2 separate regions of the Mus musculus genome follow, and region 2 is linked to region 1. Evidence: chromatin contacts called from ENCODE POLR2A ChIA-PET data. All regions are on one chromosome and are shown on one strand. Each heading gives the region's core, a stretch centred on a gene start or an enhancer-like site at or near the end of the contact. The rest is flanking DNA. Distances are from core to core; before and after follow the strand shown. Region 1 holds the start of Cpsf4l (cleavage and polyadenylation specific factor 4-like). Region 2 overlaps Sdk2 (sidekick cell adhesion molecule 2).

Evidence for each region. ChIA-PET counts read pairs that join two places held with the same protein, here RNA polymerase II (POLR2A).
Region 2: POLR2A ChIA-PET joins it to region 1 with 16 read pairs in Patski. The contact joins the enhancer-like site here to the promoter of Cpsf4l in region 1. POLR2A ChIA-PET finds 5 or more read pairs at or near these places in 4 of 5 experiments (Patski and embryonic stem cell).

Annotation. Positions count from the first base shown.
Region 1 is chr11:113,705,967-113,711,979 of GRCm38, reverse strand. It overlaps Cpsf4l (cleavage and polyadenylation specific factor 4-like), which reads left to right and starts at 2,454. Exons shown (of 8, transcript NM_026682.2): 1 at 2,454-2,593; 2 at 3,126-3,176; 3 at 5,411-5,563. The coding sequence starts at 2,491.
Region 2 is chr11:113,775,734-113,782,037 of GRCm38, reverse strand. It overlaps Sdk2 (sidekick cell adhesion molecule 2), which reads left to right. Exons shown (of 45, transcript NM_172800.3): 45 at 895-1,866. The coding sequence ends at 1,248. Among named protein-coding and RNA genes, the nearest start is that of Gm39468, 7.3 kb to the left of the region's middle. Within about 2 kb of position 4,482, at least 1 of the 3 ENCODE cell types and tissues checked has a DNase peak (open chromatin) inside an H3K27ac peak, as active enhancers do.

The DNA.
Region 1 (6,013 bases), core at 1,205-3,704:
TAGGGGGCAGTTTAGCTTTCATATGCCACACTAACCACGAGGAGCCAAGGGGCGGGAGCGCGAGCTGTTCTGTACCAGGGTTGTTTCTGAAAGGACCTCAGACCACGTCCCCAGGGCTCTGACTGGTTTTAGGGTTCCTCCGTTTAGCTCTGGCTGTTCTGGAACTTGCTCTGCTGTAGACCAGGCTGGCCTCGAACAAACTCAGAGATCCACCTGCCTCTGTCTCCCAAATGAGTGCTGGGATTAAGGTGTGAGCCATCACAGTCTGACTACTATTTGCATATCATATCCATTGCCTCCTCTCAGCCCATCCTCCAGGGAAGACTTGCAGGGTGATCACCCTTATGATTAGCACACACCCCTTACACACACACACACACACACACACACACACACACACACCAGGCCTGGTAGCTCATACTTTTTTTGGGGGGGGGTAATGATTTATTTATTCATTTTATGTATTTGAGTACTCCATTTCTTTCTTCAGACACACCAGAAGAGGGCATCAGACCCCACTGCAGATGGTTGTGAGCCACCATGTGGTTGCTGGGAATTGAACTCAGGACCTCTTGGAAGAGCAGCCAGTGCTCTTAACCTCTTGAGTCATCTCTCCAGCCCAGCTCATGCCTTTTAGCCCAGCGGAGACAGGCCAATTTACCTAGTGAGTTGGGGTTGGTCAGGGCTAAGTAGAGAAAGGCCTTGTCTCAAAAACAAAACAACAAAACAAAACAATCCAAACCTCTGAAGTGGCCTAGGACTCCTCCCCTCCTCCACCTCCCAGCCTACTGCCCACTGCACCCTTTCTTCTCTGAATGCTTGTTTTTGCTTGAGTCTTGGTCAGGCCCCTCTTCTGGACAAAGCCCCCCCCCCCCCCATCATCACCAGATTTTTCTCCTAACATACTCTCTGCCACCTTTCCTTGCCCTCATCCCTCCATCCAACCCGTATTCTGTCCAGTGTTGTTTCTGCCCCATAGCCTGAGTGTCCCTCCAGCCCCCCAAGCCCCCACCCATGGCAGTGACCTCCAGGACGTGGCTCTGCAGTGTGCCCTTGAGCTTTCCGCACCTTGGTTGCCCCCTCTGCCTTCTCTAGCAGACCCATGGGACTCTCAAATAATCCCAAGGTGACAGACCAAGGACCTAATCAATACCTAAGGATAGGGTCAAGAGATGCAAGAGCCTCTTCCCCAGGGACCCTTGATCTCCAGCCCTAGACAGCCATTCTGCCTACAGTCCCGGGTACAGGGTGATCCCAGGCTACTCTTACTCCAGCCCCACCCAGCTCCAAGGCCATTCCCAGCGCGGATCTATCTCTCCAGCTGCTGTCTTTTCAGATCTGGAGTTCAAAAGAACAACAGATCTAGGCATAACAGCCGCAGGAAACAAAGCTGGCAGGCTGGATCCTGTCGGCTCAGCCACAGGCCTGCAGCGCCAAGCTTACCTCTCCCCGCTGGGTCCCGGGGAGGAGATGTCTCTAGTTCTAGTTCCTAGGGCCTAAAAAGCCCACATGTCCTGGTAACAGTGGCTCCTGGAGAGGCCAGGCCACTTCAGGACCCAGGAGGGGGAAGGAAATAGCCTGGTTTAATTAGAGCTTTAAAAATGCTCCTAAGAAAGCCGATTCTGAGGTCCTCAGCCCTTCAGGGCAGGGTTGGCCTAATAATAATAAAACAACATTTGCATGGATATTTCATTTACAAAGCATTTTCTCCGGGTAAGGGAGGCTCTGGGGTGGCCCAGTGGATTCCTCGCTGGGAGGTCACCCCCAGCCTTGGGTCGGTTCCACCTCCTTCGGAGCTTACCATTGTGATTGCCTGCGGGGTAAACAAAGGGCCCTTCATGGAACTGTTTCCGATGCTTCTGGCCTGCATTCCTTTTGTCCCCCCCCACCCCCCTTCCAGGAAGAGCACGCTTGGGGTTTGTCATTCCGTCTAGAAAAGAGGCTCAGAGGGCCTGGTGGGAGGGAGAGTGGCTGGGACCTAGTGGAGGAACCTTTCCTCTGTCCCACACACCCTCTGACTACCCCCATCCCACTCCACCCAACACCTGGGCATCGCTGTATGCAGTAGGTTCGCATCAATGGGTAGTTATATCCCCACACATACAATGGGACACTGGTTTGGCAACGGCTCTGTTCTGTGATCGGCAGAGATAAGCAGGTGTGAGTCTTTGCCAATCCCTTCCCCAGCTGAGGATGGGGGTTGTGTGAACAGTGTGGGGGTGTGGGGCCCTGGAAGGCCTGCACCTGCATGGGTGGGTGGGAGGGCTGAGGCAGCCGAGGAGCCTCTGGGGGTACACTCAGCCAGAAAGTCACGTGCAGTCACCTGGCCCCTTGAAGGAAGAGGTGACCTGAGAGGGTGAGAAAGAGGGGCCAGCATCAGATAGGGCCTGGCCCCGTTAATTAGGATTAGGTGCGGATGGGCTATATAGGAGCCACCTGCGGGGGTTCTGGCATCTTGGCTCTTTCTGCTTTTCCGGCGGGAGACGGAAGATGGAGGAGGTCATTGCCGGGCTGCAAGGGTTCACGTTCGCCTTTGAGCTGGATGTGGAATCGCAGAAGGGCACTGGGCTACTGCCTTTCCAGGGCATGGACAGTGAGTGGCGATGCCTGTGTCCCCTGCTCAGGTCCTGGAGGTGCTGTGCGTCTCTCCCACACAGCTTCTGGGTATTCACTGCCCGGGATAGAAAGGCAGACTTCCGAGCTGCCAGAGCTCCCTGGGTGCCCCCGAAACCTTCCACCTCCTGCCTCAGAGGTGGGCTGAGTTTAAGTGGAATTTAGAGACTGGTTCTGGGCGGTGGGGGAAGGGTTTCGGAAGAGGGTACCCCGTTGACTCAGCCTCCACAGACGGAGACAAATGAGAACTGGTTTTGATGGTGGACTGGGGCCGCCAAGGGGCTGAGAGGCAGGCGGGAGGATTGTGGCGGTTCTGTCCAACCTGAACTACAGGGCGAGACAGTTGCATAAACAGACGGGCAAAGGAACAGGTAAACAACAAAACTCCAAAGCCCAGCCAGAGAGAGTAGTCGGGGCCCACGCAGCTCCAAGCCCGGAGGCTTAGGTGGGACTTGCCGCAAGGCTCCAGCTCTGGGAACGCCACCTTCTCCTCCGGTTTCTTTCTCCTCCAGAGTCCAGTTCAGCTGTGTGCAACTTCTTCGCTAAAGGGCTCTGTGTGAAAGGTGAGTGAGTCAGGCCTGGGCTGGGCCGGGACAGGAACGGCTGTGGGGACCATGCTGGGTTCAGCTGGGGACTAGGACGTAGTGTGAGCTTGGCTCCTGGACTAGATAGGATCCAGCCTCTGTCATGAGCAAGAAGGTAGCCAGCCATGTGTAGTTGGTACCACAGAAGTTGTGTTTTATTATGCTGAGGGTCACCACACAAGGCTCACACTCTCAATTCCTAACTACGGTCATATTATTATCTGCTCAAGGCTGCTCACCTGTGCGACGACATACCTTAGCTAGTTTATGACAGAAGTCTCTGATTTGAACCCCACCCTGGCTACTGGTCTTCTTTTCTGGATTGGAGGTCACTTTGAGGTTCCTCCAATAGCAACATACAGTGGTCTACATACCTAACCCCTAACAGTAGTGTTTCTAATTCACCCTGAAGCCCGGCTATGGACTCAGGTGAAGAGAGTCTTAAGGGGCCTGCCGTGGAGAGCCTTAATATTCGGTTCCTATAAGTCAGGAGGCTGGGGGTGGGGCAGAGAGGACCTGGAGCCCTTTCGGGATGATTGCATGAGAAGAAGAGGAGCTCACTGGCCATCCAGGCCCCGGGAAACCAGAACCTTCGAGGTCCATTACAGAGTGAGTGAGCCACAGCTCAAAGAGAAAGCTGCTACTGAGGAAAGCCAGAGCCCAAGGAATGGCCAGCCAGGAGTGTGTGTGTGTGTGTGTGTGTGTGTGTGAGACAGAGAGACAGACAGACAGACAGAGTCATGCAGGCAGGCCAGGGGGCATTCAAAGAGGATGTCCTTGTCACGCATGGAAACAAGCCTTGCTTAGACATAGCCCTCCCTTCCAGTGGCAGTGTCTGCTGAATAAAGATACCGAGGTGGTCAAATGTAATGTTTCTAGTGTGTGGCCACTGTTAGAGTCACCCATGTCATGCCTGTGTTGTCCTTAATATTTGAAGTCGTGAACTCACGCCAAGGAGGCCTGCAGTGCGTGGGTAGATCACTTGCCTAGCCTGCAGCAAGCTCATGATCTCCGGCTGGCGATGCAGGCCCGTAGTCTCCGCACTTCGAAGTTGGAGGCAGAAAGGTCAGAATTCCAAGCTCATTCTTGGAAACATAGTGAATTTGAGACCAGCCTGGGCTACTCGAGACCCTGTTTCAAAGACTGAGAGAGACGACTCAGCAGTTACAGGCATCTGCTTCTCTTGCAGAGGACCCTGGTTCAGTTCCCAGCACCCACCTGGCAGCTCACAACTGTCTGCAGTTATAGATCTGATGGCACTTCTGACCTCTGAGGGCTTCGGCACGCAAGCACGTACATACATACATACATACACACACACACACACAAACACACAAACACATAAGAATTTTTTTTTTTTTTTTTTTTTTTTTTTTTTTGGTTTTTTGAGACAGGGTTTCTCTGTGTAACCCTGGCTGTCCTGGAACTCACTCTGTAGACCAGGCTGGCCTCGAACTCAGAAATCCACCTGCCTCTGCCTCCCGAGTGCTGGGACTAAAGGCGTGCGCCACCACGCCCGGCTCATAAGATTTTTTTTTAAAGATTTATTATTTATTATATGTAAGTACACTGTAGCTGTCTTCAGACACTCCAGAAGAGGGAGTCAGATCTCGTTACGGATGGTTGTGAGCCACCATGTAGTTGCTGGGATTTGAACTCCGGACCTTTGGAAGAGCAGTCCGGTGCTCTTACCTGCTGAGCCATCTCACCAGCCCAAGATTTTTTTTTAATTCATAGATTTATTTATATGAGTACACTGTAGCTGTCTTCAGACACATCAGAAGAAGGCATCAGATCCCATTACATATGGTTGTGAGCCACTATGTGGTTGCTGGGAATTGAACTCAGGACCTCTGGAAGAGCAGTCAGTGCTCTTAACCGCTGAGCCATCTCTCCAGCTCTATTATTATTATTATTTAATAAGGAATAAACAAATCCAGAATATTTCCCTCCCTGTAAAAGTCATGAACTCAACAAGCACTTACAGTATGCCAAGAGCTGGGCTGGGTATGGGAAAGGCAGCCTGGAGGTTCTGTTAAGATATCCTCTTGCCCAGTGTGGTCCCCTGACCCCTCTTCCAGCCTGTTCTAGGTTGTGTCTGGGTGATGGGACATAGAGATGACAGGTGAGGAGGAGGAGGAGTCACCTTCCAGGCCCTGCGAAATCCCCCAGGCTGGTTAGGTGGGGCCTACAACAGGTATCATGTTCCGCAGGGATGCTATGCCCACTCCGGCACGAGCAGGGTGAGAAGCTGGTGGTGTGCAAACACTGGCTTCGAGGCCTCTGCCGGAAGAGTGATTGCTGCGACTTCCTGCACCAGTATGACGTCAGCAAGATGCCCGTGTGCTATTTCCACTCCAAGTTCGGTAATGCCTCTCCCGGTTTGTAGGGGGTGATGGAGGGCTTTAGGGTGGGGTAGGAAAGGAATCTGGTAGTCAGGTGTGCCCCAGAAGTCCAGCCTTATCTGAGCCTAAGCTGTCGGCTTCTCTGAACCCTAAGAAAATACAACCAAGGCTGGATATGGTGGGGCACCCCTCTAATCTCGGCACTAGGGAGGCTAAGGCAGGAGAATCCGGGATTCAAGGCCAGTCTCAGCTACAGAGGAGTTCAAGGTTAGGCTGCACTACAGGAGACCTTGTCTAACAACAAGAAAGGAAATAAAAATTAGCATTCAAGTATGGTGGTGCACACCTTTAGCCCCAGCACTCAGGAGGCAGGCAGATCTCTTGAGTTTGAGGCCACAGTAAGTTTCAGGACATCCAGGGCTCCACAGTCAAACCCTGTTTCAAAACGAAGCCAACAAGGAGCTGGAGAGC
Region 2 (6,304 bases), core at 3,233-5,732, 68 kb before region 1:
AGAATAACTGAATATTTCACATTCATGGGGGCAGGACGGCCTCCAAAGTCATCATAGGAGAATTTGGATCTTTTGTTAGCATTAAAAAAAAAAAGTTTCATGTGTGTATGTGATTCTGTGATTCCTGTACATATGCACATAGGAGCCCAGAAAAGCCTAAAGAGGGTACCAGAGTCCTTGGAGCTGGAATTACAGACTGTGGTAAATTGCACAGCATGGGGGCTGAGATTCGAACTCGGGTTCTTGGGAAGAGTGGGAGATGTTTTCCACCGCTGAGACATTTCTGGTGACACTATTTTGTTTTGTTTTGTTTTGTTTTGTTTTGTTTTGTTTTGTTTTTTTTCGAGACAGGGTTTCTCTGCATAGCCCTGGCTGTCCTAGAACTCGCTCTGTAGACCAGGCTGGCCTCAAACTCAGAAATGTGCCTGCCTCTGCCTCCCAAGTACTGGGATTAAAGGCGTGCACCACCAGGCCAGACCTATGACGATGCTATAGTATAGAATAGAATAATATTTATTCAGGGTGTGGGGAGGGGAGTTGAGAGGTTAGTAGAGACAGAGAAAGGGAGAGGGGGGTTGGGGTAGAGGCCGGCCATGAGCATGTGGAATGGGGGTGGGGGGAGGGAATGGGAGAGAGGGGGAAGGGGCAAGAGGAAGGAGCTGGAGCAAGAAAGCAAGAGCAAGAGAGAGCAGAGGGGGCGAGCAGCCCCTTTTATAGTGAGTCAGGCACACCTGGCCGTTGCCAGGTAACTGTGGGGCGGAGCTTAGACAAAATGCTAACAGACAGTGTTGAGATCAATACTCTCACTTGAAAGAGGCAGAGCAGAGAATGGAGCCAGAATGTTCTGTGCCTTTGAGTCCTGACCTCACTAACACCCCGATTCTCTCCTCCTAGGGAAGTGACAGCGAGTACGAAGTGGACACGAACACCCAGAAAGCCCACTCCTTTGTCAACCATTACATCAGTGACCCCACATATTACAACTCTTGGCGGCGCCAACAGAAAGGCATCTCTCGGGCCCAGGCCTACAGCTACACAGAGAGTGATTCCGGCGAACCTGACCACGTCACTGTCCCCAACAGCAACAGCACCCAGCAAGGCAGCCTCTTCCGGCCCAAGGCCAGCCGGACTCCAACGCCCCAAAACCCCCCGAATCCCCAGAGTCAGCAGAGCACCCTCTACCGTCCCCCCAGCAGCCTCGCCCCTGGCTCTCGGGCACCCATAGCTGGGTTCTCATCCTTCGTTTGACATCAAAAGAGGAGAAAGAATGGGGAGAAAAAAGAGACACCAAAATCTTCCTTTGCCGCCTCCCAAAACGCCTGCCAGAAAACACACAAGAAAACCCCACCAAGACATCGACTCAACGTTTCACCTCCCAAGTTTATTTTTCCAGAGATTCCAGGGCCAGCAAAGCCGGGTTGGAGGACGGGCGGAGGGAGAAGAAACCCACAGGCGGACTTGGATACACGTGACCTGCAATGGCTTCACATCCTTGGGGTCCACTTTGCAGTGTGGAGGGCTGGAGACCAGATAGTCTCACTTCTGCCGAGGACAGAGGGGCTTGGGGCCCTGGAGAGAGTGAGCCATAAGGCAGGTGGGGCTGAGGGATCTGAAAGCTTCTAGAGATGCAGATGGCTTCACCCCTCACACTTGTGCTAGATCTCTGGGCTTGCGATCTTTGCCCCTCTGCAAAAAGGATGGGTGCGCTCAGAGGCGAAGCCTGCCTGCTGTCTCTGGCTCTTCGTGGCCTTGTCACCCCCCTTCCCTGCCTCGGCATCCCCCAAGGGCTCATGGCCCTCGTACAACTTCTTCACCAAGCATTTGGCTTATTTTGGAAGAAAAAAGAAAAATCAAATGGTAAGAATCAATCCACTTAGCAACTTCCTTGTTCCTACAAAACAATTTTTTTTTTTTTAATTATAAGTTCAAAGAAGAGGGCCTAAGGGTTGGGAGAGAAAGAATCCCTCCACAGCCACATAACTGAGCCTCCTGTTGCTTAGATTCACCTCCCAGAATGCTGATAAGGAAAGGTAACATCTGGGGAGTGGAGACCCAAGGTGCTGGCTCCACGCTAAGGGATGCTTCAGGGAGATGTCCTGCAGGAAGTCAGAGACGCAAGAATAAAGCCTTGACTGTTCCTTCTGACCCACCAGCCCAACACTAAGAGAAAGGAAACAAAGGGTTGGGGGCGGTGCCTAGGATAGGAAACTCAGCGCACCCAGCCTCGCAGGAGGAAGGTTGTATGTATGTTCAGATTATCACTTTCCTATGAATGTACACCTTCCTGCTAGCCCATGCAGCTGCCCCATGAACTCGGAGGAAAAGGGGTCCAGGGGCTCCTCTTAAGAGGATATCCTGGAACTCTTCTTGCCCAACAACTTTCTCACTTTAAGACCTGTGTAGCCCCGCCCTCTGTCTCTACCACAACATACAGGGGCCCAGAGGGGCGGTCCAGTCCCTGGTCCTGAGGCTTTATAAAGAATCAAAGGTCATAAGGTTGTGGGTCCCGTGTCTGCTCTACCACAGGGCATGACCGCTTGGGGAAGCAGAACGCAGGGAGACTGCACTCATCCCACGCCATCATCGCAGGGCGGGTGCTGGGATGCAGGGAAGTCCCGGGACACCCCTAGCGGGGAGGGGGAGAAGAAGTGCAGTCTGAGGAGTGGGGCAGCCGGTCTCTGGGGCTTCTAGCCTTAGTTCAACCGAGGACCACGCTACCTTTCACGGTCCACTTCCCCACAAAAGGTCACTTCAACTCCCCCTAACAGCTCCCAGGCGGGGTTCAGTGAAGGCAGGGCTGGGAAGGACCAAAGAAGGGCCAGCTGGGAAGCCTTGTCCAAACTGCACACAGCAATTGAGATGCGTGGTCAGCCCAGCCAGGAGAGGCGGGTCAGATAGCATCAAGGGACAAGAATAGCTGATGGAAGGAAAGCTGTTCCTCCCAGGAAAGTTCTGTAAATAACCATGGGGGACCTGAGCTTCTCATCAGCTTTGGCCTTCCAGGCCTTCCAACTCCAGGATTTGGGGAGGTGGTTTTCTGATGTCCTGGGTTGACTTAGGCCCTTGGGGACAGTAATCAGCCTAAAGCTCGCCCTACTGCTGGAAATGCTTGGCTGCCTCCTTCATAGGCTTCACTGGGGCATGTCCAATTCAATAAAGGGTCAGAGTTGCTGGGAGTCGGCAGAGCAGTTACTGTTGGCCTTGTTGAGAGGCCCTAGTGGAGAACCTGAAGCCATTCTCAGCAGTCTCTAGTCCCTGCTAATTCTCACTGTGCAGAGAAGCCAGGGTCAAAGCCCGAGTTAAGAACATACTTGAGCCGGGCATGGTGGCGCACACCTTTAATCCCAGCAATTGGGAGGCAGAGGCAGGTGGATTTCTGAGTTTGAGGCCAGCCTAGTCTACAAAGTGAGTTCCAGGACAGCCAGAGCTATACAGAGAAATCCTGTCTCAGAAAAAAAAAAAAAACATACTTGAGTATTAATGTGGTCTCTCCTCCCTACACACCTGACCCCTGGGATATTGTAAGAGAGATGTGGGAAGCCAGCTCAGCAGGCAGGTGACCCATCTGCTGGGAGTGAACAGTTTGCTTTTCACAGTGACTTCTCTTAGGCAGATGCGAAGGCTCTTAAGCCAGGAAGCACAGCCTTGTCCCCAAAGGACTACAAATTGGCAGAGACCTTGCCCCTCCAGGGACACAGGTTTCCCAGGGCTACCTTGACCTTTGTCAGTCAGCTGGACCCCAGCCCCCGCAGCATCTGACATCGCCAAAGCCGCACATCCGCAGAGGCAGGGGCTGCCTGAGTTCACACTGCCACGCTCACTGTCCGTCTGTCCCTTGTGTCTTTTTAAAACAACTCCCATCTTTTTTTTTTTCTTTTTTCCTCTGTCTTCGGAGGCTTTAACCATTTAAGGATGTTGTGAGTTTACATTAGGGAATTATCAGCCCAGCCCAGCCCAGCCCAGCCCAGCCCAGCCCAGCCCAGCCCAGCCCAGTGAGGGAGCTTTAAAGAGGAAGTGGGAATGTGTTTTTAAAAAAATCATTTGTGTGTGTGTGTGTGTGTGTGTGTGTGTGTGTGTGGTGTTGCACAGGAGGCCAATTTTCCTTTGCCTTTAACAAATCACCTTGTGCACTGAGGTCCTCCATGTGTTCATTGGAACCCGTGCTGGCATCCTTGGGCACAGACCCACTTGGGCTTGCATATAAGCATATAAAGATATGCACAGAGCATACATCTATGTGTGCTAACATAGGGGCTCTTGGCAATGCCCTCTGACGGCCCCTTGGCTGTCTCTCATCCTCAGGAGGCACGGACAGCCTGGGTCACTTGCACTTGGGGTATTTGGTGAGACCTATTACCCAAGCAGCTGAGCACATTACAAGCTACAACTCGGAGATGAGCCTAGGGTGAGAGCCTCTGTTTAGGCACTGCCTGCCAGGGGTGTGGGGGGGAATTATTAGCTACACAGCCACAGCCACAGCTGGACACCCAGTAGGTGTCCAGCTGCGGAACTCTAGGTTGTTCAATGAGATCTTTTGGCCTATGTTTACATTTCTGCTGGGCACTGGAGCATCCCAAGAACTCCACCTAGACACCCCACCATATTCTAAGGGTATGGCAGGCGGGCACCGACCCTGGGTAAGGGGAAGCTTTCATTTTCCTGAGCCTGTGAGGCCAGGGCTGTTGTCTTGTGACTATGGGGAACAAGGTCACAGAAGGACACGCCTAGCCCTCTTGCTGTTGCCTCTCTGTGCCCTGAGGAAATCTGCCCTGTATTCAGGAGCCCACACTTAGCACGCTGGGACGGCTCTCTCCTCTCCTGGCAGCGCCTGCCTCCTGCATTCTTGCAGGCTCTGCTCCCAGATTGCCAAGACTAACCAAATAGCTGCTCTGGGTTCCAGGAGCATCTTCCTCCGGAGAGCAACAGGGAGTTTACAACCCCCGCGCTGTTGCCTCTCCTTTCCCCTCTCCACCACAAACCTGACACTGCCCGTGAATCAGAGGGAACAAGGACACAGCTAGGCTGCCTTGCCAGCCCTTGCTTTTAGAGGCCTTCTGTCATTGCTGTCCATGACCGCCCTGGACAGCATTTCTAAAGGTGCCAGAACCTCACATTAGACTGCCCCAGGCAGGGGTTCCCCTCGCCTTCTCGAGAGGCACACAGTGAAGGTGCCACCATATTCGTGCAGCCAGCCAGCTGGACCATCACTGGGGGAAAGAGGGGACCCACAGACAGCCACCACCAGCTCCTGAGTGCCTCTGTGGTCCCATACAGGGACACCCACCCTAACCAACACCTCGAGCACAGGTGCCCCACCCCCTTGGGACAACCCCCACCTTTCTGTTTCCATAAAAAGACAAATCCAAAGCATTTAAGTGTGTTCCTTCCTCCACCCATATAGACTCCCAAAACAAAACTCGGTACAAATCTTTATTTTTTTGATTTAAAAGCTATAATGAAAAATTATAGGGAGAGTATTCATTATGGCAGGTGTCTATCTGTAAGAAAAATAAATATATCTATATGTCATATAGCTTGTTAGCAAGTTTATTTTTTAAATGAAAGGTAAGAAAGAAATTGATTTGAAATATATACCGCCAGAAGTCCTATGTCCTGTCAAACTGTCAGTATTTTATAAATAAACTTTTTTTTTGGAGTTCTGAAGCGGCAGTCATTCTTTTCCTTGGTGCAAATTCCTCAAACATGTGTTTCTATCTCTAGCCTTGTGGGGACTGTGCAGAGCTAGTCCGGAGCTGGGCTCATCTGCCCTCTTAGTTCATCAGCACGTGGTATCTATACTTTTAGAGTGGCACATAGTGAAGGTACCACCATATGTGTGTGTGTGTGTGTGTGTGTGTGTGCGTGTGTGTGTGTGTGCGTGTGTGCAGCCAACCAGCTGGACCATCAATGGGGGAAAGAGAGGACCGAAAAAGTCCTGCTTGAGGCTGAGCAGAGCTCCAAGGTAGAACTTCAGCCCAACATGCAGAGGCTCTGAGTTCAATCCTTAGCAGCAAAAGAAGAAAAAGAAAGAATGAGTTATTTTAAGTTTGGGAGATCAGAGCCCCTCAGATGTCTGATGCAACTGTTAATGGTCAATTAACTGATGGTAGCATGGGAGTGGGACAGGGGCCTCAGTGGTTTAGAGCACCCCAGTTCAGTTCCCAGCACCTACATCATAGGGCTGCCCACAACTGCCTGTAACTCCAGTTCTAGGGGATCCAATTCCCTTTTCTGGCCTCCACAGTTGCCCATGTACACACACACATACACACACTCACACATGCACACACACACACACACACAC